3 separate regions of the Mus musculus genome follow, and all the other regions are linked to region 1. A link is a loop called in an ENCODE intact Hi-C map of the cell type or tissue named here. Cell type or tissue: gastrocnemius. All regions are shown on one strand. Region 1 has its middle 8.2 kb from the start of Scoc. Region 2 overlaps Tbc1d9 (TBC1 domain family, member 9). Region 3 overlaps Asf1b (anti-silencing function 1B histone chaperone).

The links. Peaks named below come from ENCODE experiments on the same cell type or tissue, not always from the same donor. Only the 100,000 strongest peaks of a DNase experiment are listed, where the experiment ranks them.
Region 2: it touches region 1 in a loop (3-fold over the local background); 9 of 42 quality-filtered maps call a loop at or near these places.
Region 3: it touches region 1 in a loop (5-fold over the local background); 2 of 42 quality-filtered maps call a loop at or near these places.

What each region holds. Positions count from the first base shown.
Region 1 is chr8:83,446,889-83,454,888 of GRCm38, reverse strand. It overlaps a transcript of Scoc not described here. Among named protein-coding and RNA genes, the nearest start is that of Scoc, 8.2 kb to the right of the region's middle. In gastrocnemius, CTCF peaks have their summits at 3,581 (motif pointing right) and 4,717 (motif pointing left); DNase peaks (open chromatin) are centred at 1,051, 3,770 and 4,708.
Region 2 is chr8:83,256,325-83,264,324 of GRCm38, reverse strand. Tbc1d9 (TBC1 domain family, member 9) reads right to left here. Exons shown (of 21, transcript NM_001111304.1): 14 at 5,232-5,330; 15 at 4,953-5,021; 16 at 3,166-3,406. Among named protein-coding and RNA genes, the nearest start is that of Ucp1, 30 kb to the left of the region's middle. In gastrocnemius, no CTCF peak of the experiment used is centred here; a DNase peak (open chromatin) is centred at 3,690.
Region 3 is chr8:83,961,291-83,969,290 of GRCm38, reverse strand. It overlaps Asf1b (anti-silencing function 1B histone chaperone), which reads right to left. Exons shown (of 4, transcript NM_024184.2): 2 at 4,145-4,260; 3 at 1,281-1,457; 4 at 1-157. Among named protein-coding and RNA genes, the nearest start is that of Prkaca, 7.7 kb to the left of the region's middle. In gastrocnemius, no CTCF peak of the experiment used is centred here; no DNase peak of the experiment used is centred here; H3K27ac peaks cover 2,597 bases.

The DNA.
Region 1 (8,000 bases):
TCCTTTGGAGGAGCCCAGAACATCATGTGTGGATCCCAGACATTGGAACAAGAAGTTTGAAGTTGAAGTTGCCTTGGAGATCCCAGGATGTTAGAGATGCTATGACAATGGGCTATCTGCTGAGGAAATCTACTAACAGAGAGTGGAACCAGCCAGAGAGAAAGAATTGAATTGCAGTCAACAAATCAGAAAGGAGTTGCAGATCTGAAGAGTGCTTTGACATCAGACATGGAGATGCTGAGTTTGGAGTTTGCCCATCTGTTTTTTGGTCTTGGTTTGGTCCAGTATTTCCTCATTATGACATTTTGGAATGGTAATGTGTATACTGTGATAATGAAGTCACATGACCTGCTTTTTTGATTTTGATTTTGTAGGGAATTACAGTTAAGTGATTGGATGAGACTTTGAACTTTGGACTTTTAACATTGTTGAGACTGCTATAGACTATGGGGACTTTTGAAGTTGGAATGATCACTGAATAATGCTGCTTACAAGGGCTGTAGCTGAGGTCCTTGGGATCGAATCCTGGTTCAGCTAGCTGTGGCAGCTAGCAATGGGAAGCTACTCCACTCCTCCATACCAGCCCCTCCTCCAGCTCACAACAACACTGCTGGAGCCTGTCAATCAGAGCCCCACACATGGCCTTTTCAGGACAAAGGTCTCTGGGAAGTCCTATTATTCTCAGTAATGAGTTTTCCTCAGAGCAAGTCACATTCCAAGGGAGGAAGCAATTCAAACCTGTTCAGATTCAAAGTGGGAAGGAACATGAGCAATAATTCTTGGGAGTATTCCAAACAATTCACTGTCCATTTATTCAGTCAGTTGGTCTTCTGGGCATGCAGAAAAGACTGTGAACAACCTTCCAAATTCAGAATACACTCAGCTGTTTCAAAGACCCCCCACTTTGAGGTCTCAGCTAGTGTGATGTCATGTGCAGGCCCCAGATGTGCAAGCCCTAGATGTGCAGGCCTTGGTGCAGATCCACAGGCACACACGGCCCCTCCTGTTCAGTTCTGAAGAATACCAGTTGGTCTACCAGAGGATGTGTGAGTTAGAGAAACAGATTTGGCTTCATTCACACATACAACTGTGCCACTGGGCAAGGATGGTGGCAATGTGCCTGCTCGGAGTAGAGGAGTAAATCAGGTCGTTTCTCTTACATCAACTGGAAAGAATGATTGGATCCTTAAGAGTTTCAGTCTCAAGGCTTTTCCCCACTTTCTCCTCTATAAGTTTCAGTGTCTCTGGTTTTATGTGAAGTTCCTTGATCCACTTAGATTTGACCTTAGTACAAGGAGATAAGTATGGATCGATTCGCATTCTTCTACACGATAACAACCAGTTGTGCCAGCACCAATTGTTGAAAATGCTGTCTTTCTTCCACTGGATGGTTTTAGCTCCCTTGTCGAAGATCAAGTGACCATAGGTGTGTGGGTTCATTTCTGGGTCTTCAATTCTATTCCATTGGTCTACTTGTCTGTCTCTATACCAGTACCATGCAGTTTTTATCACAATTGCTCTGTAGTAAAGCTTTAGGTCTGGCATGGTGATTCCGCCAGAAGTTCTTTTATCCTTGAGAAGACTTTTTGCTATCCTAGGTTTTTTGTTATTCCAGACAAGGCACAGGGGAAAAATTCCTGAACAGATCAGCAATGGCTTGTGCTGTAAGATCGAGAATTGACAAATGGGACCTAATGAAACTCCAAAGTTTCTGCAAGGCAAAAGACACTGTCAATAAGACAAAAGGACCACCAACAGATTGGGAAAGGATCTTTACCTATCCTAAATCAGATAGGGGACTAATATCCAACATATATAAAGAACTCAAGAAGGTGGACTTCAGAAAATCAAATAACCCCATTAAAAAATGGGGCTCAGAACTGAACAAAGAATTCTCACCTGAGGAATACCGAATGGCAGAGAAGCACCTGAAAAAATGTTCAACATCCTTAATCATCAGGGAAATGCAAATCAAAACAACCCTGAGATTCCACCTCACACCAGTCAGAATGGCTAAGATCAAAAATTCAGGTGACAGCAGATGCTGGCGTGGATGTGGAGAAAGAGGAACACTCCTCCATTGTTGGTGGGAGTGCAGGCTTGTACAACCACTCTGGAAATCAGTCTGGCGGTTCCTCAGAAAATTGGACATAGTACTACCGGAGGATCCAGCAATACCTCTCCTGGGCATATATCCAGAAGATGCCCCAACTGGTAAGAAGGACACATGCTCCACTATGATCATAGCAGCCTTATTTATAATAGCCAGAAGCTGGAAAGAACCTAGATGCCCCTCAACAGAGGAATGGATACAGAAAATGTGGTACATTTACACAATGGAGTACTACTCAGCTATTAAAAAGAATGAATTTATGAAATTCCTAGCCAAATGGATGGACCTGGAGGGCATCATCCTGAGTGAGGTAACACATTCACAAGGAAACTCACACAATATGTACTCACTGATAAGTGGATATTAGCCCCAAACCTAGGATACCCAAGATATAAGATATAATTTGCTAAACACATGAAACTCAAGAAGAATGAAGACTGAAGTGTGGACACTATGCCCCTCCTTAGATTTGGGAACAAAACACCCATGGAAGGAGTTACAGAGACAAAGTTTGGAGCTGAGATGAAAGGATGGACCATGTAGAGACTGCCATATCCAGGGATCCACCCCATAATCAGCATCCAAACGCTGACACCATTGCATACACTAGCAAGATTTTATTGAAAGGACCCAGATGTAGCTGTCTCTTGTGAGACTATGCCGGGGCCTAGCAAACACAGAAGTGGATGCTCACAGTCAGCTAATGGATGGATCATAGGGCTCCCAATGGAGGAGCTAGAGAAAGTAGCCAAGGAGCTAAAGGGATCTGCAACCCTATAGGTGGAACAACATTATGAACTAACCAGTACCCCGGAGCTCTTGACTCTAGCTGCATATATATCAAAAGATGGCCTAGTCGGCCATCACTGGAAAGAGAGGCCCATTGGACTTGCAAACTTTATATGCCCCAGTACAGGGGAACACCAGGGCCAAAAAGGGGGAGTGGGTGGGCAGGGGAGTGGGGGTGGGTGGATATGGGGGACTTTTGGTATAGCATTGGAAATGTAAATGAGCTAAATACCTAATAAAAAATGAAAAAAAATAGACAGTGTACTTTTTATATACCATTATTCTACAATGAAACCATAACTTCCATTTAACTGTGATTCTTGTCCAATGATACCATTTTCAAAATAAAAGGAAGAAAACAGTTTCATAGTTTCAAAAAAAAAAAAAAGAGTTTCAGTCTCAATCCTGCAGAGAGTCGGGGGGACTTTATTCTTCTGATCTCATTTTCTACACAGGATGGAAAACAACAACAAAAACCCCAAAACCTCTCAAATCTTTTTGACAACTCACCGGCTAAAATGTTCTATCAGAAATTTAAAAAAATCATGCCTTTTGAGTAGAGAAACACAAATCTCCCTGTGCCGACAAGGTCATTTAACAAGCAGAAAATGTCACATAACGTATGAATAAATTATGAAGCATAAAGTTCTGCGTATGAAGAAATGTTTTTGAATTAGTTTTACCACTAGAGGTCAGTAGTGTGCCATCCCCAACATGGAGACCTTAGGGCTCTTTCTTTTATTGAGGTTACTTCCCCCTAACCCCTAGCTGTCCTTGCATGCTCTATGAAGTTGGACAGCCACCACCTCTGGAGCTCTCTGCCCCTCTGCCAGGTGCAGTGAGAAGCAGTGGGATTTTTTTTTTTTTTTTTTGATAGAAAGCAGTTTGAACTCTCAGGGGAAAAGACAGTGTGGCAACCCAGTGCTGTCCCTTCATGCCAAGCACCCATGCTTCTCTCAACTCAGAAAAATGAAGACCCCAGGGCGGAATACCCATCCAGACAGAGTTTCAAGACTGCATTTAGGTGCTGGGCAGTGGAGCTCCATTTGTAGACAGAACACAGGAATATAAGAAATCAGATGCAGGGATTTCTGTTCAGCTCCAGTTGCTATGCATGCAGGCCAGAACACTTCCCTTCTGTTTATCCTGTTTTCCCTGAGGACATAAAAGGGAAAACCTGAATTCTGTTTCTGTAGTCTGAAGTGGCACAGCAAAGGTAAATGTGCTTTGTTTAAGACAGAGACTTGAGGTGCAGTCGGCCCATGTAGTCCAGGCTGGTCACGAATCTGTAGCTCTCCTGACACTGCCTCCCAAGTGCTGGGATTATAACATGTGTCTGCCTGAGCCTAGGGCTGTCATTTCCCTAATACAGCACTAAGGGGACATGATAGGCCTTTTACACCAAATCTAAAGGAGAACCACAAATATATTTGCATGAAATGTTAAACTGCTGATTGGACTGTGATCTATGAGAGCTGTTAGCAAATATCTAGTAACATTTATTTTGGCATAAAGCTCTTGGGATGGAAAAGACATTGTACCAATGATCCAGGCAGATGTCTCGTCTGTGGATGAGAGAGACGTGTACTATGTTCCCTCCCACTGAGAGCTGCTTGTTTGTGATCCACTCACACTGTCACAAGGAAAACCCAGGTTCATGACTCTTGTTGGGAATGAGTCTGAGGCATACTGGATTCTGTGCTCAACTTCAGGAATTCTTCCCCCCCCCTCCCCCCCCCCCCCATAGCTTAAGTTCTCTTAAGACTTAAACTTGTTCCTGCTGGATTTTAGACCAGCCTTGGCCCCCTAGTGGCAAGGCTTTTCAGAACTTTCTGCCTTTGCCAGGACAAGCAGAGGGTGGTTTGGGCCTATTTCCCTGTGGTTAGAAATGATCAGTTTAGCCAATTGTTTAAAACAAATCACATGTAGGTTTTTGTTCACACCCCCATATGTGCATGCGTTTCTGTGTTGGTGCACATATCCCTGTTCTAGTGTGCTTGTGGAGGCCACAGGGCAACCTTAAGGGGCCCACTCTATCTAGTGTTTGTGAGACAGTCTCTACCCAGCCTGGGTCTAACAATCTCTTCCCCAACAAGGGAATTAAAAGTGCTCACTACCACACATGGGGTTGTCTCCACAAGTCATAGGAACTGAACTCGAGTCCTCATGCTAGCTCGGTAAATTACCAACTGCCCTCACCCCAGCCAAGGCTCTTACTTGGAAGTGTGGAGAAGTTAGATTAAATGGTGTAAAAGAAAGGCCAGGAAGGAGTAAGCTACAAAAGGCCACCTGACTCATGCCACAGGCATTCCTAAAGTGCCATCACTCCTGCTGATGCGTGCCCAGCCTCTGGCTAGTGGACTTCTCCTTTTTAAACTTAAAGAACCCTCCCGGGCTGAGACATTTGGAGAAATTTCCCTAGGGCTATATAATGGAGGGGTGGGGACAGGAATTTGCCACAGAGCTGAAGTCAAGTCAGGTAGAAGGTTCCTGAGAGAGGTGCTACCATGGACTCTAGGGGCCATGGACCCTGGGGGTCACTGTATTTTTGTGGGCATATCAAGAGTATGAAGCCCTTTCTCAGACTTCAATGGACAGTGTTTCCAGAGTAACTGTTCAATGCCTGGGCCAGCCCTGGGCCAAGAAAAGCTTGCTACACTTTCTGGAGAAGCAATAGATCTCCAAGATCAAGGTTCTGGCCCTGTATCACAACACACTACATATGGAGGCCGGCTGCAGCCTCCCGACACCCAGAGACGTGGACGGGGAACCCAGAATGAAGTTCATGCAGGGGTGTAAGGAGGGTCGAGTCTCTCGCCCAGGCCTCTCAGCAGCCGTAAAACAAGATGCCCATCAGCTCACAAGTGGTTTAAGATCCCAGACTTTGACAGAAGCTGAGGGAACTCCAAAAACTGACCTCTTTTATCTCACAGGGTTACTGAGAGTCTATCTCAGCTCGTAGATTACAATGAGACTTAGGACAATTTGAAGAAAATCTTTTTAGCAACCCAGCATTTTAGAGCTTTGCTACCTAGTGGGACCATTTTGTTGTAAAATTATAACCCTGGTTTCTCTGTGCTCTTCAAAGCAACACTTCATACATATTCTGGCACACGGGTGTGCATGCAGATAGAGCACTCAGATACATAAAATAAATAGAATCTTTTTAAAAAGTTAAAAAAGATTTTCCAGTATAATTCTGATAAAGATTTCTCTATCTTCTAAAAACTGATAATCTAAGCTTTCATTTTAGACCATGTCCATTTGAATTAACATTGTGTTTGTGTGCGTGTGTGTGTATGTGTGTGTGTGTGTGTGTGTATGCTGTGAGGTACAAGTTCAGGCTTACCTCCCAATATTGATATCTAGTTGTTGAAGCATTATTGTTGAAGATAAGCCTCTCTCCATGAGATTGCTTTGATACCACTGTGAGAATCAGTTAGCTATATGAATCAATGCGTGCACTTCTTCCTGGCCCTATTCGGTTTTGTTTCTGTATGGACATCTTTATACCAACACCATTATTGATTTCATTAAATTAGGTTAAAAATAAGTGTTGAGATAATGTAGGGTGTGCCCTCTCTTCCTTTGAGGAACGATTCTGTCTACACTGGGTCCTTTGTACCTTATGGACTTGTAGAACTTACAGCTTTAGACCGTAAGTTTCCTTGCCATGGGTAGGAATCCCAGTGATTCAGTCTGTCTCGCTGCAGGATTTTCTGAGCATCTGTTAAGGCCTTTTGTGTCCACTCTGATCTTCCATGTTTACTCTTAGCTCAGTGGTTCTCATTCTTCCTAATGCTATGACCCTTTAACACAGCTCCTCATGTTGTGCTGACCCCCAACCATAAATTTATTTTTGTTGCTACTTCATAATTGTACCTTTGCTATTGTTGTGAATTGTAAATATCTATGTTTTTCTGTTGCGGAAAATATTTAAAAAATGGAACTGGCATGTTCCCACTTTTGTGCCTCTGCCCTGGCAGCCTGGCCAGCCTTGCACTGGCAGGCAATGGCTGACCTGTTTTTATTTCGTGGAGACTCTTGGTTCAGAGCTCCAAAATCTCTTTATCCAGCTTGCTAAGTTCCCACTGGTGGGTCACTACCACATCAACCCTGTGCTTCAAGTCCCTCATGGTCTTTGTGGTGCACATCTGGTAAACCCACACTTTGCCACCATACCTTTCTCTCTTGAACCCAGACAAGCTGCCGCCTGAAGGAAAACACAATACAAACTTAGTTCAGAAACGATGGTAACTCAATCGTTGGGCACAGCAACTAAAATCCTAATCTGGTAAACCTTATTAAATCTAAATCCTCCAGTGGCGAATCCTTACGGATCCATCATTGAAACTGGGAGACACTCGTAGCTACATCTTGTCCTCATGCTATCCTGTGAGGCACAAGAGCGGGAACAAGTTGGTTCTATTTTTAAAATATTTTCTGCAACAGGTGGCACCCAACGTGTTGGGCAAGAATCCACTAGAAATTTAAGATCATTAACTCAAGAGTTAGGGTTTTATTTCTTCTTCTTCTTCTTCTTCTTCTTCTTCTTCTTCTTCTTCTTCTTCTTCTTCTTCTTCTTCTTCTTCTTCTTCTTCTTTTTTAAAGTGAGTAGCTGGGTAGTGCTGAGATGAGTCACGTGGATTCAATCACAGCAGATTGAAACATAAAATGCAGGCTCTGAGGTCCCCTGTTGTGGGGACTGAAGGCTGCTCTGAGTCAGAGAGCTGTAGAATGGAAGTTGCCTATTTCTTGGGGCAGAGATTGATTTAACTATGAATTTATAAAATTGGGATTATTTGCTTTTAGGATAGACTTATATACAGACTTGTCCGAATCACCTGGGGGATTTTGCCTGCAGTTCAGAACCAGGATAGGGAAAACTAGCCACTGACTTCAAGTAGAGAGGGCAGTGAACAGGTATTAATAAAACAAATGTCTGTGGCTCCTGGCAGAGAGCCGATGGTATAACAAGTTGGCTGCTCTAGGCAGAGAGATGGTATAAAATTGCTTTATTTGCCTCGCAGGATACTCACATTCTGTCTAACGTTGGCTCCACAGGAATACTGGGTTTTATATCCTCTTGGCAACATAG
Region 2 (8,000 bases), 190 kb after region 1:
TCTAGCCTTCATTTTAATTTATTCTGCCTTTATAAGGTTTAATTAAAAGAGTCGTGCTTCTCTCCTTAAACTCTGAGCTGCTCCTGGAATCAGAAACATTTTCTGGAAGTATTTACTAAAGTCTCTAACTGAAGATGAGCCAGTTCAGGAAGAGGGAAGAGAGGCCTTGGAATCCTGGTGGAAAGGGACGATATGATTATCCCCGTGGGTTCTTATCTATAGCCTGCATCTATGCTAACATTGAACCAATGCCTCTTGGGACTGTTCTAGAAGAAATGTCTTCTGCATGGGGAAAAAAGGGGAAGCTTTTGGCTGGATAATCTCATTTACACCCTGGGTCTGACCGATGTGAACCACATGCAGCTCTCTCAGCTGGCTCTGACAGCAGGTACTTATTGCTGCCTAAGAAGTGGAGTCTCAGCAAGCTGCTGAGCTTCTGTCCCTTCTGTGTGATGGTTTGAATATGCTTCACTCAGGAAGTGGCACTATTAGGAGGTGTGGCCTTGTTGGAGGAAGTATGTCACTGTAGGGGTGGGCAATGAGACCCTCCTCCTAACCACATGGAAGCCAGTCTTCTAGCAGCCTTCAGGTGAAGATGTAGAACTCTCAGCATCTCCTGAACTATGTCTGCCTGGACCCTGCCATGTTCCTGCCTTGATGATAATGGACTGAACCTCTGAACCTGCAAGCCAGCCCCAATTAAATGCTGTCCTTATAGGAGTTGCCTTGGTCATGGTGTCTGTTCACAGCAGTAAAACCCTAAGCAGGCCATCAGTGGGTAGGCAGATAACCTGTGACCTGAAATGTTGCTGTCACCTCATAAGGCCTGCTCTGAATGTTAACTTCCAGTATGATGGTGCCATTGGCTTTTGAGTAGGTCAGGACAGTGCTGCCATGGAAATTGGAGTCCTTACTGAAGGAACTCACGGGTGGCTGCTTGCTCTTCCACCATGCATCAGTACATGGAGAGAACTGTTCACCACAGAAATGGAATGTGATGTTCTCTTGATCTTGGGCCAGTCATGCTCTAGAACTATGGGAAATTTATTTCTTTTGTGTAAAAATTATTCGGACTAAAAAGCATTTTGTTAGAATAGCTAAAATGGACTGAGACCAGTGATAATTTTTCTCACTCAGTGTGACAGTTACAGCACAAACTATGCCTACGGGCTGTCAGAATTCAAACCTGAAGTTTGTAACTTGTGCCTTAGGGCAAATAAATACATACATAGAAACCACTGCATTAGAGCCTGACATGAAAAATACTGTACAATTGTTCAGTGCCATCATTAGTCCGAAGGGCTGTTTGCATTGTGTATGCATACTTCAAACTCCTCCAGACAAGCCTACCCTAAGTATGTGCACAAGGCTTCACATAACTGTGAGGACAGAATTAACCTAAGAAGACTTTTTCCAAGCAACACACTTCCGGCTTCCTCTGACCTTCTAGACATTTTACCTATAGAGAAAGAGTGCTGTCTGGAGCCATCACTGACTCTAAACCTAGTCTTGCATCATTGCCTGGATATATCACTTCAAGCATAGGATGCAAGCACAACTGGCTACTACTGATGACTGCCAGTGTAATCAGACCTAGAATCACCTAGGCAGATTCTAGACTACGTTCACTGTGGTGGGAAGGCACATCCTAGATATGAGCGCTACCATAACATGGCTTGGGGTCCCAGACTGAACGGAGCTGAGCCTGAGAGCTCCAGCACTGATGTCCCTGCTCTTGACTGCATCCAGTGACCAGGCAGACACTTCATATGCACGCTGCTGATGCTTCCCCGCTGAAATGGACTGTGCCCTCAAACTGTGAGCCAAAAGAAACACTTCCAGCTTAAGCTGCTTAAGTTGTAGGTCATCTTGTTACAGGGATGAGAAAAGGGATGGATGCACAAGATAACAGACAGGCACAATTCCCTCAGAAAAATTCATCCTGACGTCCAGGCACAAGGCTTGCTACACTTCTGACTTCACATCGAGTGGGCCAAGCTCTCTTACCACGCAACAGTTTCTCCATCCCATTATAAATGGAATAAAGGTCCAATCACAGCAGAGAAGTGAGCAAAGCTGGTAGATAGCCAGCATCCTGTACCCTGCTGGTCAGGTGTCTGGTGTGCATGTGTGCGCATATGTGTGCGTGTCCTAGCCAGACGCAGTCCTTGTGAGAGTGTGCACATATCCCACTTATAGACAGTCCTTTAGCCAGGAAACAGACAGCAAAGACTTCCATTTATGCTATGGTTTTCCAGTCTTTAATTAAAATAGATTTGATGTTACTTAGAAATATTATGAAACCATATATTACAAAGGCTTACCTATATGTGATTATTCTATATAGGGTATCTCTTAATTTTTATATTGTTTTGTAAAACAATCCAATCCACCATCTAGCTATTCCTTTTTCCCTGGGAAACCTGTCAGGGTTGACAGGATATGTTAGCATTTTACTGCCATATGCATTCTCTATTCATGTATTTTTTTTAAAAAGCCTACATATTAGTTATTTATGTCTATGGTGTGTGTGTGCATGTGTGTGTGTGTGTGTGTGTGTGTGTGTGTGTGTGTGTGTGTGTGTGTGTGTGTGTATTTGCCACAGTCCTGTGTGAAGGAGGTCAGAGAACACTCTGTGAGAGTTGGCCCTCCCTCTCCACCAGGAAGGTACGGGAACTCAGATCAGACTTGGAAGCAGGCACCTTCACCAGATGAATCTTCTTACAAGCGCCCTGATAACATGTTCTGAACTCATATCAACATCTGTCTCATGGTCGGGCGTGGTGGCGCACGCCTTTAATCCCAGCACTCGGGAGACAGAGGCAGGTGGATTTCTGAGTTCGAGGCCAGCCTGGTCTACAAAGTGAGTTCCAGGACAGCCAGGGCTACACAGAGAAACCCTATCTCAAAACAAACAAACAAACAAACTAACTAACTAAACAACCCACAAAAAAAAACCCCATCTGTCTCATGTGTCAAGTGGGCTGTAGATTACCCATTAATACAGCTATTAACCAGACACAATCTTACAACTAGCATGCAAACCTTGTATGCATTCTTCCTTCCTCTAGACTCAGTGTGGGGACCCTGAGTGCTATCGAGGGGAACCCCAGGTGACACCCCCATTGTCCCCACCCAGCTCATACAAGAATATCGCATCCTTACTCAGCCCAGAGACGAACTCTCGGAAGTTAATCAAGGAGTCTCCATTCTCATCTAACAGCTGGAACAGGCGGGAGGCCAGCACATCGGAGTGTGTGCCACACGCCCAGGGAAAGAGCAGCACGAACATGCCCTTGAACTGCTCAAAGTCGATGCGGTACTGCTCCAGGTAAGGCAGGCTGGGGTCGTGTCGGTCCAGGGCATTGCTGCTCCCACCCCAGTAGCAGCTGGTCAGATGCTCAGCCTGAAAAATGTTGCAAAGTGGTTACTGTCACTCATACAGCCCCAGACCACTGCTGTTACCCTAGGCACAGTGTCCAATCTGCCTGTGTGTGGGCCTCCTACTATACACAGGAGCACCTAGCTTGTGAAACTGTAAGTCTAGAAGATACCATGGTGAGAACGAAGAGCTAGGCTCAGCAGTGGTTTCCTGATGCGGTGGATAGAAATCAGTGTTTCATCAGAAGAGTGCAGGAGCTTGACTTGTGTATCGAGTCAATACACATCTGGCCTCCCTACCAGGGGAGAGAGGAAAAATGACACTGGCGCCCTCTAGTGGTGAAGATGTAGGAGGGCGCATTAGGGAGACCCTTCAGGTCTATGCTCAGTTCCTGTAAGAGCTGTCTACAGGATGTCCATGCTTTCTTCTATGTTTGTTCCTAGATCATCTTTTCACCTGCTCAAAAGAACCACACTGAGATCTGCTGGTGGCTTTTGTTTCTGAGTCATGGTGTCACTCAATCCAGGCTGGCATCACCCTTGAACTGATGTTCCTGCCTCCAACTCCCAAGTACTGTGTTAACTGCCACACTCCAACCCGTGACATTGACCAGAGAAGACAAAAAACTTCTGTAGAAGAATCACATTTAAAACTTATTAGGTTATATTTTTCTTATTAAGGATCCTTATTGATCCTTATTAAGGATCAATACCAATAGTGGCTCAACGAACAAATGGAAACCACAGGAATTTAAGCTCATGATGCCCTTCGCTAGGCGTGTAGACAGTTTTTGTTAGGGTTTGGCTATGAGCCATCCCCACAACAATGCTATATGCTGTTAACTTGGTCCCTGAAGGATGGATCCCATCACTGAGATGTGACTGAGTCACAATTGCCTGGTCTTCCTTCATGAGTGGATTAATCATTTGCTGGCTTTATCGGGGCATGACGGAAACTTCTGGATGTGGAGCCTGGTTGGAGGAAGTGGGTCATATTCTAGAGGACTCTCTCTTGTCTTGGACCTCTCTTAGTGTTTTTCTGTTCCTTGGCTGCCATGCTGTGAAGATTTTCTCCTCCTTTTCCGTGATGTTCTGCATCACCACAGCACTAACAGAACTGGCCACCACCGCCAGGGGACTTGGGAAACAGTGAACTCTAACCACGTCTCCTACATACCATGCTGCTGCTTCTAGCTATACATTTTTTAAAGGGTGATTAGGAGCTTAGTAGGTATAGAAATTTCAGGCAGAATTTGAACTTTGATCACCACTGGTCTATGGAGTTTTAGAACTCAAGATCCCATGTCCTAAGGTCCAAGAAAACTAACTGTACCAGATGGTGAGGAAGAGAGCTAAAATGTCCACTTAAATTAATGCTGAGAGCCAATTTACTCTTCCTACTTAGCAGGACAGCTTTGTTCTCCCGGCTCTGTCTTCCTTCTCATGTATATTGGCGACCCAGGGAAGCCCCAAATCACCGAACAGAAAGATCAAGGACTCACTGAGCGATTACGGCTTCTTTTCATCATATTAAGTTCTTTTCATCCCTCTGAATTTACTTTGAAACTCACCTTGAAAAGAGCGTACAGTTCTTCCAGCTCATCGATGGTGAAGGACGTCTCCGTCACAATGGTCCGTACCTGTAAGGGAGCGCGCAGACTCAAAACATGGCACACCAAGAAAGCCTCTAGGTTCTTTCTCAAATTCTGCCAAGCTGGAGCGGGGGTTGGGGGGGTGGGGGGGGCGGCAGCAGGAGGGTGAGCTGGGAGGGGCAAAGTGAGGTATTCCCCGCCCCTGCCCCGCCCCCGTCCCACCGCCCATCCCTCCCCGCTGCCCTTCACGGGGCTTACCACATTGCGTTTGGTGGTGTCCTCCAGGGTCTGGATCACTTTCAGCCTCTGCTTGAATCGCATCTGCTCAATCAAATCGGCCCGGATAGTTCCAAATTTCTAGAAAGGAGGAATTTTGGTGTTTCTGAAAAAAATGTGCTCAAGCACGCAGGGTCACATGCACAGACTGGTGGAAACACCTGCGGTACAGGACGAACGACTCTGTGACAGTGATGAGAAAGCCATTTAGGGACTGTAAATCAATAATGTAGAGATTGTCCTATACCCAGTGACAGAACTAAATTTCAAAGTCACACGTGTCTTCTTCGAGTGAAAGCCCCTCAAGAAGAAAGCTTGGATCTGAGGCTTGTGGTTAATCACTTACGGGCATGGGGAGCTCTAAGGCTCAGAGAGGAGGAGGTAGGGAGGAACACTTGCCGATCTCCATGCTCCTTTATCCACACGGGCATTGTGTGAGCTGGCTATCTCTCCAAACTCTAACACCTAGCACTGCCTGATGTCTTCCTAACTCAGACAAGAAACCAAATCTTAATATTTATTTCTCCTAAACAGCCCAATTCAGGAGTTGGTAGGAATTGCCACTCCCTAATGACGAGAAGATTCACTCCCACTAAGTCTGCCAAGTTATCGTTTCCTTCTAGCTAAGTCAGTTAAGTCAGTTAGGAGAGAAAAGTTCCCAGGGTGGGGACATCTTCTGATCTGAACAGCAGCTCAGGGAGAGACTGCTCTACAGTGACCACCAGCAAAGGGCTTGCCAGTCAGGGTTGGGGACCCGAGTTCTAATCCCCAGAAGCCATACCAAATCCCTGCCACCCAAAAACCAATAATACCATTACTGGGAAGATGGGAGACTGGGATTTATGGGGCTTTCTGGAATGGCAGCCAAATTGTGCGGCTCTGTGTTTAGTAAAGAAGAACCTGTCTCACAAAAGGCAGGGAACAATTGATGAAAAAAGCCATTGTACAGAAGGCACAACATTTGTGCTTTCTAATGTATTGTTTAAGACCCAAAGTTTAGGAAATAAGAGGCCATAGAGTAAACAGGTACTGAACCTCAGGACCCAACAAACTGCCAGCTCTAAGGGGCCCTTAGAGTTGTCTTAGGGTCCTTCTGCCCCAGGAGCTCCTGACTCCTAGTCTGGAATGCAGCAGCAGTTTGGGCTGATTTGAGAGTATCAGGACTAGAAAGCATCTTCCTTCATCCAGGTGGGGCAGCCATGCAGGAACCCTATGACTGTGGGCTACTCCGCCCTAGTGGTCTGCATGTGTATGGATGGCCTTTGTCCACGCCTGTGACCACGATGACACCCATCAGAGAAGGCTTACGGGAGGAGTGGTTAATTTTGGCCTATGGTTTCAGAGGATGCGTTATGGGGTAAGGACACAGTGGAATATGGCAGCTCACATCATGGTGATCAGAGGACAGGAAAGGGTGGAAATTGAGGGCAGGGACAGAGCTCCCTGGGAGATGCCCCACTGATCTATTTCCTCCTATGAGGCTCTGCCTCTTACCCCCTACCACCCCCAGTCACTCCATCACACTGTAAAACCATCCATTCATTAGCCCCAAGCCCTCATGGGCCACCTGTCTCTGGAATGCCCTCAGGCACATCCACCCGTGCCCTTTTACTAATATTGTAGGTGTTTCTGATGACAGGCTTTGGGCTCCGCCCAGCCAATCTAGCTACTGAGCAAGTTCCAGGTCAGGGGGAGAGCCTGTCTCAAAAACAAAGGCAGCTGGCTCCTGAGGAAGGACATGAGATTGCTCTACAGTTCCCACATACACAAACACACATGTACTCGAAAGACACCCCCAACCCCACAGTAGCCATGAGGGGGGACAAATGTAGCAGCACAGGACTTCTAAGGCCTCAAGAGGCTGACATATAGGATTGACTTCACTTCCGTACAAGGAAAGGCAGCGCAAAAGCTCCTCCATTTTGAATTCTTGCTAAGGCCACTGTAGGCTTGACCAGAGCTATGACCCCTTGATGGAGAATCCCGTGGAAAATTACCCAGCTCTATTCAAGATCCTAAGATCAAGATGCCCCAGGTAACTTTTCTAGCTTGTCTTAGCCTGTTTTGTACAGACCCCCCTGCAGCTAGCTGCTTATCTTAGCTGCTTCTGCTGAAACTGCCAAAAATCAGGATGTGGTTTTTGCCTTTAAAATCCCAACGTTCTGGACACTTGGGGTCACATCTGGCTCCCTGAATACCTGGGTGTGGTTCCTGATGGCTGGAGTAAAGATTTTTAATTGGCTATGAACTGCGCAGTGATCTATAGTGGGAAAACTGGAACACTTCAAGGACAGGCCAAGATATAAAACAAGACTTTTTCTCAGTAAAACGAAAAATAAATTAAAAATAAATAAATAATTGTTATATCCGCAACTGTCTACTCCAGGTGTTCTCATTGCTTAGTGTAAGAACAGGCAATGAATTATTTGTGACGATTTCCTGGGACTGCGCCTCTGTTCACCAAGTGCTGAATCTGACACGCTTCTAGATCAGGTGTCAGAAGGCCAGAGCTTGTTACACCATTTACAACACAAGTTAAGGCTCATGAGAAATCCCAATATACACTCAGCAGCCTTCTCTGAGACCAAAGCTTTTATCTTCAGGTAGTCACCTGCCTCAGACAACCAATGTAAAGAGGGGACAGGATTTCTGTCCGTCTCCAAACTCCTGTTGAAACTGAATGCCCAGGTGTTGCAGGGTTGATGGGAAAGGCCTTATCTACAGGTCTTAGAAGGACTGCCTCCTGTGGAC
Region 3 (8,000 bases), 510 kb before region 1:
GGAGGCCCAGGCTTTTAACAGGAGTGCAACTGAGGGAAAGGCTGAAGTCCACATTGGGGTCCTGGTTTTCTATGGCTTCCAGACTGTCTGGATTGTTGTCCCAGTTGATATGGAATCGGGTCACCCGGGGGTTAGAGGCCAAGATGTTCCGCTGTAGCTGTAGTAAGAAGAAGAATGTCAGCCCTTGTCACCTAAGTGTTCATTATTCCCTCAAACCTCCACTTTGAGCCTGAAAGCAGACTCAAGCACCCCTGTTGCTCAGATGTAGAACCCTAGAGATACTTGAACACTCTGGGTAGGAATAGGGCCTTCTCATCCTGGGTTTGCTTAGCTTTGTTCATTTGGTTTTGGGTTGTTTTGAGAGAGGGTCTCAACTATGTAGCCATGGTTGGCCTATAACTATATAGATGAGGAGGGCCTTAAACACATGAGATCTGCCTATATCACCCCAAGTGCTTTAACCCCCGCCCCCAAGTACTGGGGTTAGAGATATGTATTACCATGCCTGGCTTATTTGATTTAAAAAAAAAAAACAAAAAAACTTTGTATATGGGTGTTTGGCTGTAAATATGTCTATGTCACATATGTGTGCCTGGTGCCTTTGGAGGCCAGAAGAGGGCATAGATCCCCTAAAACTGGAGTAAAAGTTGGTTATGTGCCACCATGTGGGTGCTGGGAATTGAACCTGGGTTCTCTGGAAGAGCACTGAGCCATCTCTCCAGCCCATTCGCTCGCTCTTTCTTTCTTTTTTTAATATTTTTATTTTTATTGTATGAATGTTTTCCTATTGAGATGTCTGTTTGTCACGTATATACCAGATCCCTGTGGAAGTCAGAAGAAGGCATAGATTCCCCTGGAATTGAAATTGCAGGTGGCTGTGAGCTACCAATGTGGATGCTAAGAATCAAATCCAGGTTCTCTGCAAGAGTAGCCAGTGCTCCTAACCATTGAGCATTTCTCAGGTGCTCCCCAAGCCTCACACACCTGGAAACAGGGTCTTGCTATGTAACCTAGGTTGGGCTGGAACTCATTATGTAGATGATGCTGGCCTCTAACTTTCAGGGCTGGGGTACTGAGATCAGTATGCTCCATTGGTCCTAGCTGTAGCCCTCATTCTGTTAGGCATGCCTCCAGAAGAAAAGACTTACTATATTCTAGCTCTAGCTTAGCACTGCAGAGACAGCATGACCTGTTAACCTTGACTGACCTTGGCTCCCATCTCCCCTCAACTGTAAGGGAACTGGCCTGTCTAAAGCACAAAGTGCAGAGACAGGCCCCACCTGAGAGAAGTCTGGCTTTGGGGGTGGGTTCTCTCGAAGCTCTGGGTCTGGGTACTCATTGTTGACATAGTAGCCCACACGGATGAACTCTTGTCCATGGTAGGTGCAGGTGATGAGAACCACAGTCACACCCACGGCGTCCGTCTCAGGAATGAGGGATGGGTTTGGGGCATCAGCCTAGGGAGACATAGTCTGCGCTTTAGCACTGCCAATCATGCCCAAATGTCATTAACACAAAGACTACCAACAAAGCGGGGCTAGACAAACTGATTATACAGATGACTATAAAGAGATTGTGAATTTGATTTAGCAGCATGCTTGCCCAGCATGCACAGCCCTGTCTTCCATCCTTAGTTCCTAGTAATAATAACAACAATAAGAAATTCACAACTGTTTGAACTTGATTAGGAGACACAGGTGTTCAGGTGGACTACAGTGTACAAGGTGACTGACGATGAGATGAAGATGGTCAGGTGACCTGCTGGGTCAATTAAGGGCTTGGGAAAGAGTGGTGCTTAGCAGGAGGTAAGGTCTGAAAAGACTGGCAGCATATGGAGGGCTGCAGCAGAAGTAAGGAGACCAGGTAGGAATCAGCCTGGAGGGGCAGTAGCCTAAACCTAGCAGCAGAGAAGAGTCACAGATCAGGGTATTTGGTTTTGGATGGAATAGCTATGTCAGTACAATAAGAAACCAATACAAATGAAAACACAGACCCTTAACCAAAACCACCACACAGCTGAGTATCATCAATGGGGCCCTGTTAAATGACCAAGCTGTATGCTCTGGAAGTAGGCCTTGGCTGTGAACACTGGGCACAGTGGGCTTGACAGGTAGGATTGTGTGAGGGCAGGTAGCTTGGAATAGGGACACAGTGGGAAGGAGGTGATGGATGGTGACTTTGGACATAGCACTACTTGGAAGTCACAGCCTATCTTTATATTCACTGGTTCTGAGTTTACAAATCTGGCAACTTGATACATCTAGAAACTTCAAAATCGGCAACTATAGTACTTTCATAGTTGCTTACAGACATGTACAGAACAAGGAAAAACCCTTTGCTCAGGTTCCAACATGGGGCCAAACTAGGGGCTACTTGGCCTTCTTGCTTTAGCTTTCAGTACAGAGCACAAGGACCCTTTTGGTTTCTTATGGTGAGCTTGGGTTCCTGTTTGTCAGGGTGTGAACAGTTTTGCTATACATTCCAGCTACCACAATATTTGTCTCTCTCCTGACCTAGAAACATAAAGCTAAGAAACCATGAAACCCCCTGGAACGTTCCCTTTCTTTGCTACACTGCCAACAATCCTAGGGCAGAATATAAGCACTTAAGTTTTATATTCACCACCATCTTTACTACACATTCTTATAATCGTTCGTTAAGACAGGATCTCACTGTACAGCCTTGGCTGGCCTCAAACTCAGAGATTTGCCTGCCTCTGCCTCCTGAATGCTCACATTAAAAGTATACCACAACCTGTCTAGTTGTTTGTTTGTTTGTTTCTTTCTTTCTCTCTATCTCTCTCTCTCTTTCTTTCCTTCCTTCTTTCTTTCTTTTCTTTCTTTCTTTTTTTTTTTTTTTTTTTTTCTGTCTGTATAGCCCTGGCTGTCCTGGAACTCACTCTGTAGACCAGGCTGGCCTCGAACTCAGAAATCTGCTTGGCTCTGCCTCCCAAGTGCTGGGATTAAAGGCATGCGCCACCACTGCCCAGTTCTAATTGTTTTTTAACAGCATCTGGTTGTATACTCTAGGCTAGCCTTGAAGTTGAAGCAATCTTTCTACCTTAGCCTTCCATGTACTGAGACTACAAACAAGTACCACTAAACTCAGCTACCACCTTTAATAGAAACTGAGTATTTGATTCATTATGCATACAAATGTTAACTCACTGATGCCAAATGATTTATTGAAATGTCTTAAAAATCAATGAGTAGCTGGGCAGAGGTGGCGTACGCCTATAATCCCAGTACTTGGGAGGCAGAGGCAGGCGGATTTCTGAGTTCAAGGCCAGCCTGGTCTACAGAGTGAGCTCCAGGATAGCCAGGGCTATACAGAGAAACCCTGTCTCGAAAAACCAAAATCAATGAGTAAAGATTTATATCATACAGCAAATAACAAAATAAATAAGATCCCAAAATGAAGTGCTATCTGGGTAAAAGCAACTTATGGAGAAAATCTGTGCTGGGAAAATCTTTGTTCAGATATGGGCTAGTGCTTCTGGCTAAGTTCCTGAGTCAACCCTTATTAGTAAGGTATTTGAGAGAAGGTCTTACTGCATAGCTTAAGTTGGATCCAAACTATGTGTACTGGGTTATAAGTATATACTGCTGTGCCCAGCCCTGGCTGATAAACAAGTAACAAGGACTCTTGATCCTTATTCTTCCTTGAGGGGAATAGTTCAATATTCATGAACTATGTTTATGGGTTTTATACAACTCCTGTGAACAGATCACAAATTAGTGGTCCAGTGGTCACTAAGAACTGTGACCCAGAGGTCCCCACTTCTGGGGAGGGGAAGGACATCTGATGAGACTGGGTGAGTTCAGAGTGGTGGTCCTTTAAAAGATAGCTTCAATCAGACAGCTCCTGGCAGTCAACTGAGACATGTGGCTCAGGCAGGCCTTGAACTTGTGGTCTTCCTGCTTCTACATCCTAAGTAGCTGGGATTACAGTAGTTTTGTCACCAGTCCAAGTTTAAGGATTTGAACTTAAACTTGACTGCCAAAACCAGTGTGCTTTCAGGTAAAAGAGGAAGGTTCTAGGCTTAGGTGTGGCTCAGTAGTGAATGTCTAGTATGTCAGGCCCTGATTCCATCTCCAGCCTGAAACATTTCTGGAAATCAAGAGCTAAAGCAAAACTTACTTACCTGAAAGACGAACATATGCCTTCCTGCAGGGACAGGGCCCACCAGCACTGAATCTAGGATCTGATCAAACTCCTCACTCTCAGCTGAGCCCACATAAATGATCTTCCACTCCAGGTCTGCAAGAACATGGGGGATAAGGGAACTGAGGTCTTAAATAGCTGGAGAGCAAGGCAAGGGTCTTCTTGTCAGCATTAGGCAAATCTGAATATACTAGAAGGTCCTATGAACTGGTGTGTTTGCTGGGCTGTCGGTTCTGGCACCACAGTCCTGATTAAGAGCAAATATGAAGATCTATTTTAATGGAGACATTTCTCCTGTGGGCCTAACTTGGCCAAGTGACCTTGACTCTGGCCCTCCCGGGAAAATTAGGCCTCTCAGTAGCCGAGAGGAACCATATAGTAGAGGCTGACTTGAGTCCTGTGACATCAGCTTGTGAGGGAACAGCAGGGAGTTGGGCTACCTTGGTCTCTGGGTAGGAAGTGCCATCTCATTCTCTTTCACAGAGGATTGGTGCCACCTAGTAGAGCAAATCCCTCGATAACTGGGGCAGGGTGGCAGATTCCAATCCAGCAGGAGAGCCAGGTGGCAGGAGGGGAAAGGCAAAGCTGTGGGGGGGGGGGGGAACCAACTTGTCCCAAAGTTGTCCACATCTGGCACCAACTCATGCCTACTTGTGCACATTGTGGGACAGAGGCTCTGCCAGCAAATGTTGTATGACAAGGCATACCTCCAAAACCTGACAATGTACTCCATCACTAAGGGACTCAGTCCTGGAGTATACCCATAAGAGATCAAAGAAAAAGTACCTGGAGACCCTTCCTATTAATCTCAGAAGAGCCCTGGTACTCATAGCCTCTTGTAGAGGGGCCAAGTGTTACCAGGAGCAAGGTCATGCTAGTACAGAGACGCTTGGCACCAGACCCAGAACTTATTTTAGGCTCTTTGAAATTACACAACCCCTAGCTCCAGCAGCTGGGAAAAGTTGCACAAGCTGAAATTTTCACAGAGAGCTCTTGGAAGCTGCCTGGCTCTTGGTCCAGTGTGGTACGGGCATCCAACACTGGAAGCACACAGATATCAGATCATACTATGGAGTTTGTCACCTGATCCATAAAGCTTTCCTTTATACGTCACGTCCACTCTCTTGTTCCTTCACAATCCCACCTACATCTTTCTAGGTAACCCCATGCCCATGGTTCATCAGGTTCAAACTCCAGCCTTAGTACTTTGGGGAAATTATTTAGTTATTTCATTTTTAAAGTTTATTTTCTTATGTGCCTTTCCTTTTATTTTATGTGTGTGGGTGTTTGCTTGCATGTGGGTCTATGTGCCCTTTGGTGCCTGTACCCACAGAGGCCAGAAGATGGTGTTGGGTCTGCTGGAACTACAGGTACTGTAGGGGGTTGGTCTAGTGCTGCTTGTATTCAAATGCTAAATTCTGTACCCAAGATCTGGTTACTCCATGATGAGCATATCTTCATGTATACCAGCCTTTGTTGTGTAAACCTTGCTCCACATGTTATCCCCGACTGGTTAATAAAGATGCCTACAGTATGTAGCTGTGCAGAAGAGAGGAAGGAGGGCCTCAGGTACTGGGCTTGGGGTCTCAGACAGGGAACATGGTGAGAGAGAAGGAAGAAGTTACCATGAGATAGGTGGATTGTAAGTGCATGACCTATTGGAGTAAGAGTGGCCAGGCAGAACATGGCAAGTTCTCAGTTATTGACAGGGAAGTAGACAAAATAACATAAAAGGTTGATATCTGCCCAGCTCTAAAATTTTTAAGCTTATTATAAAGGTAAAGGTTATTGTTTTTCATTTGAAAACTATATAGTCCAAGTGGGATAGAAATCCCCAGAATAATATTTACCACAACATTTTGGCAAACCAACATGGGGTGAGAACTTACTTATAATCCAAATTGAAATTTCAAATTTCCTGGATGAAAGGTATGTTGTCCCATTAAGATAGAAGTAGTTAATCACTATGTGGGATGGGAGCTAACCCTGGGTTCCCTAGAAGAGCAATCAGTGCTCTAACTGTGGAACAATCTTTCTAGCTGTCCCTAGCTATTTATTTCTTAGGAGTGCTGGTGATGGAACTTAAGGTATGTACATGCCAAAAAAAGTGCTATGCATCTGAGCCATGCTCCCAGACCCATAAATTTAGTTTTATAAAAAGTGACACTCTAGAATCAATGATTCTGGAAGGACAGAAAAGTATGCGACCCTTGCTTGGCCTCACTTTCTAAGATGGCTCTGTCAAGCTCTACTTTCTTCAGGCCCCTTCCCCATACTCCATGGTGCCACATATTCATACACTTAATTAATGTGTTGGAGGGAAGACTAGGCAAAAAAAGAGCTTGACACAGAAGAGTCCCTTGTGTCCCCAAGGCACCTAACATTGCTTAGTTTAGGTCAATACTGTTGGTAAAATCTATTAAAAGGAAGACTGTAGTGTACGCTGGAAGCATCTTCTTGACATGGGCCAGAAACAGACCCAAGAATTCACAAAAGACCACATAAATACTGACTGGCTACAGTCAGAGCTGATCAAATCTTCTACAGGGCCCATAAACTGCAGTCATTTAAAATTTGATGATTTTTTTCATATTTTCTTCCTTCAAAAGATAGATTGCACTGGTATATGCCTTTAATCTCAATATGTGAGACACAGCTTTAAAAAAAAAGACAGAGTTGGGTTTTAGAATTGGCTCTGAGGATTAAGGCACTTGCCACAAAATATAAAGACTCAGCACAATCATTCTCCAGAAAACACATGATGGAAGGAGAGAACTGACTCCAGCAGGTTGTCCTCTAACCTCTGCGAGCACTCGCACATACATACACATATGTAAAAACAAAGGAACAAATGACAGTCTTCCTATGTAGTGTAGGCTAGTCCAGAACTTATAACATATCTGCAAGCCTTCCAAGTATTGGAATTACAAGAGTGCACCCATGTGTGTCTCTCATTCAATCTGGAGCTTACTTTGTCAGCTAGTCTGGTAGACAGTGAACCCTTGGGATCCCCTTCATACTCCCTGGCTTCTACTTGAGTGCTGAACAGTCAAACTCAGGTCCTTCCTGAACCATTTCCTCATACTGGGGTGCAGTGTTTTGAATAGAGAGAAACTAAAAATTTCATTTCAGAATATACTCAGTGTTTAGCATCTGTAGGTTATATAACTATAAACTCAACCAACCAGATAGAAAATATTAGAAAAACAATCTGGGACTGGAGGGATAGCCCAGAGGTGGGATATTCATCTAGCATTCATGATGCCAGGGTTCCATCCCCAGCACCACACATAAAAATAAATTTGTACTGAACATGAATATGTACAACTTTCTTGTTGTTTATTCTCATATCATGTAGACCTGGCTAGCCTATACCTCAGAGATCCACCTCTTGAGTGCTGGAATTAAATGCATTTCATGTATTCTTTAAACAGCATACAACATCTATTTCCATAGTACTGACACTAAGACGAAGTCATGTAGAGCTGGGGAGATGGCTCAGTAATTACAGTGCTTTCTATATAAGCATGTAAAAAGAGCACAGTGGCTCACCTAAAACTCCAGCCTTGGAAGGTGGATGCAGGGGATCACTATAATGAAGTGGCTAGTGAGCCTAGCCATACCACCAAGACCTGGGTTTAAGACACCTGTCTCAATGGATAAAGCAAAAAGAGCATTCTGAAGACGATTCCTGACATCAACCCAAGAACTCCCTCATACACAACTTGTCTGTCCCATCCCTCCACCTAAAAATGGAAAGTCACTTGTAGATGATTAGTTTACGGGAAGGGGCTGGTTGTTGTGGTACACACCTGTAACTCTAGCACTATGGAGAT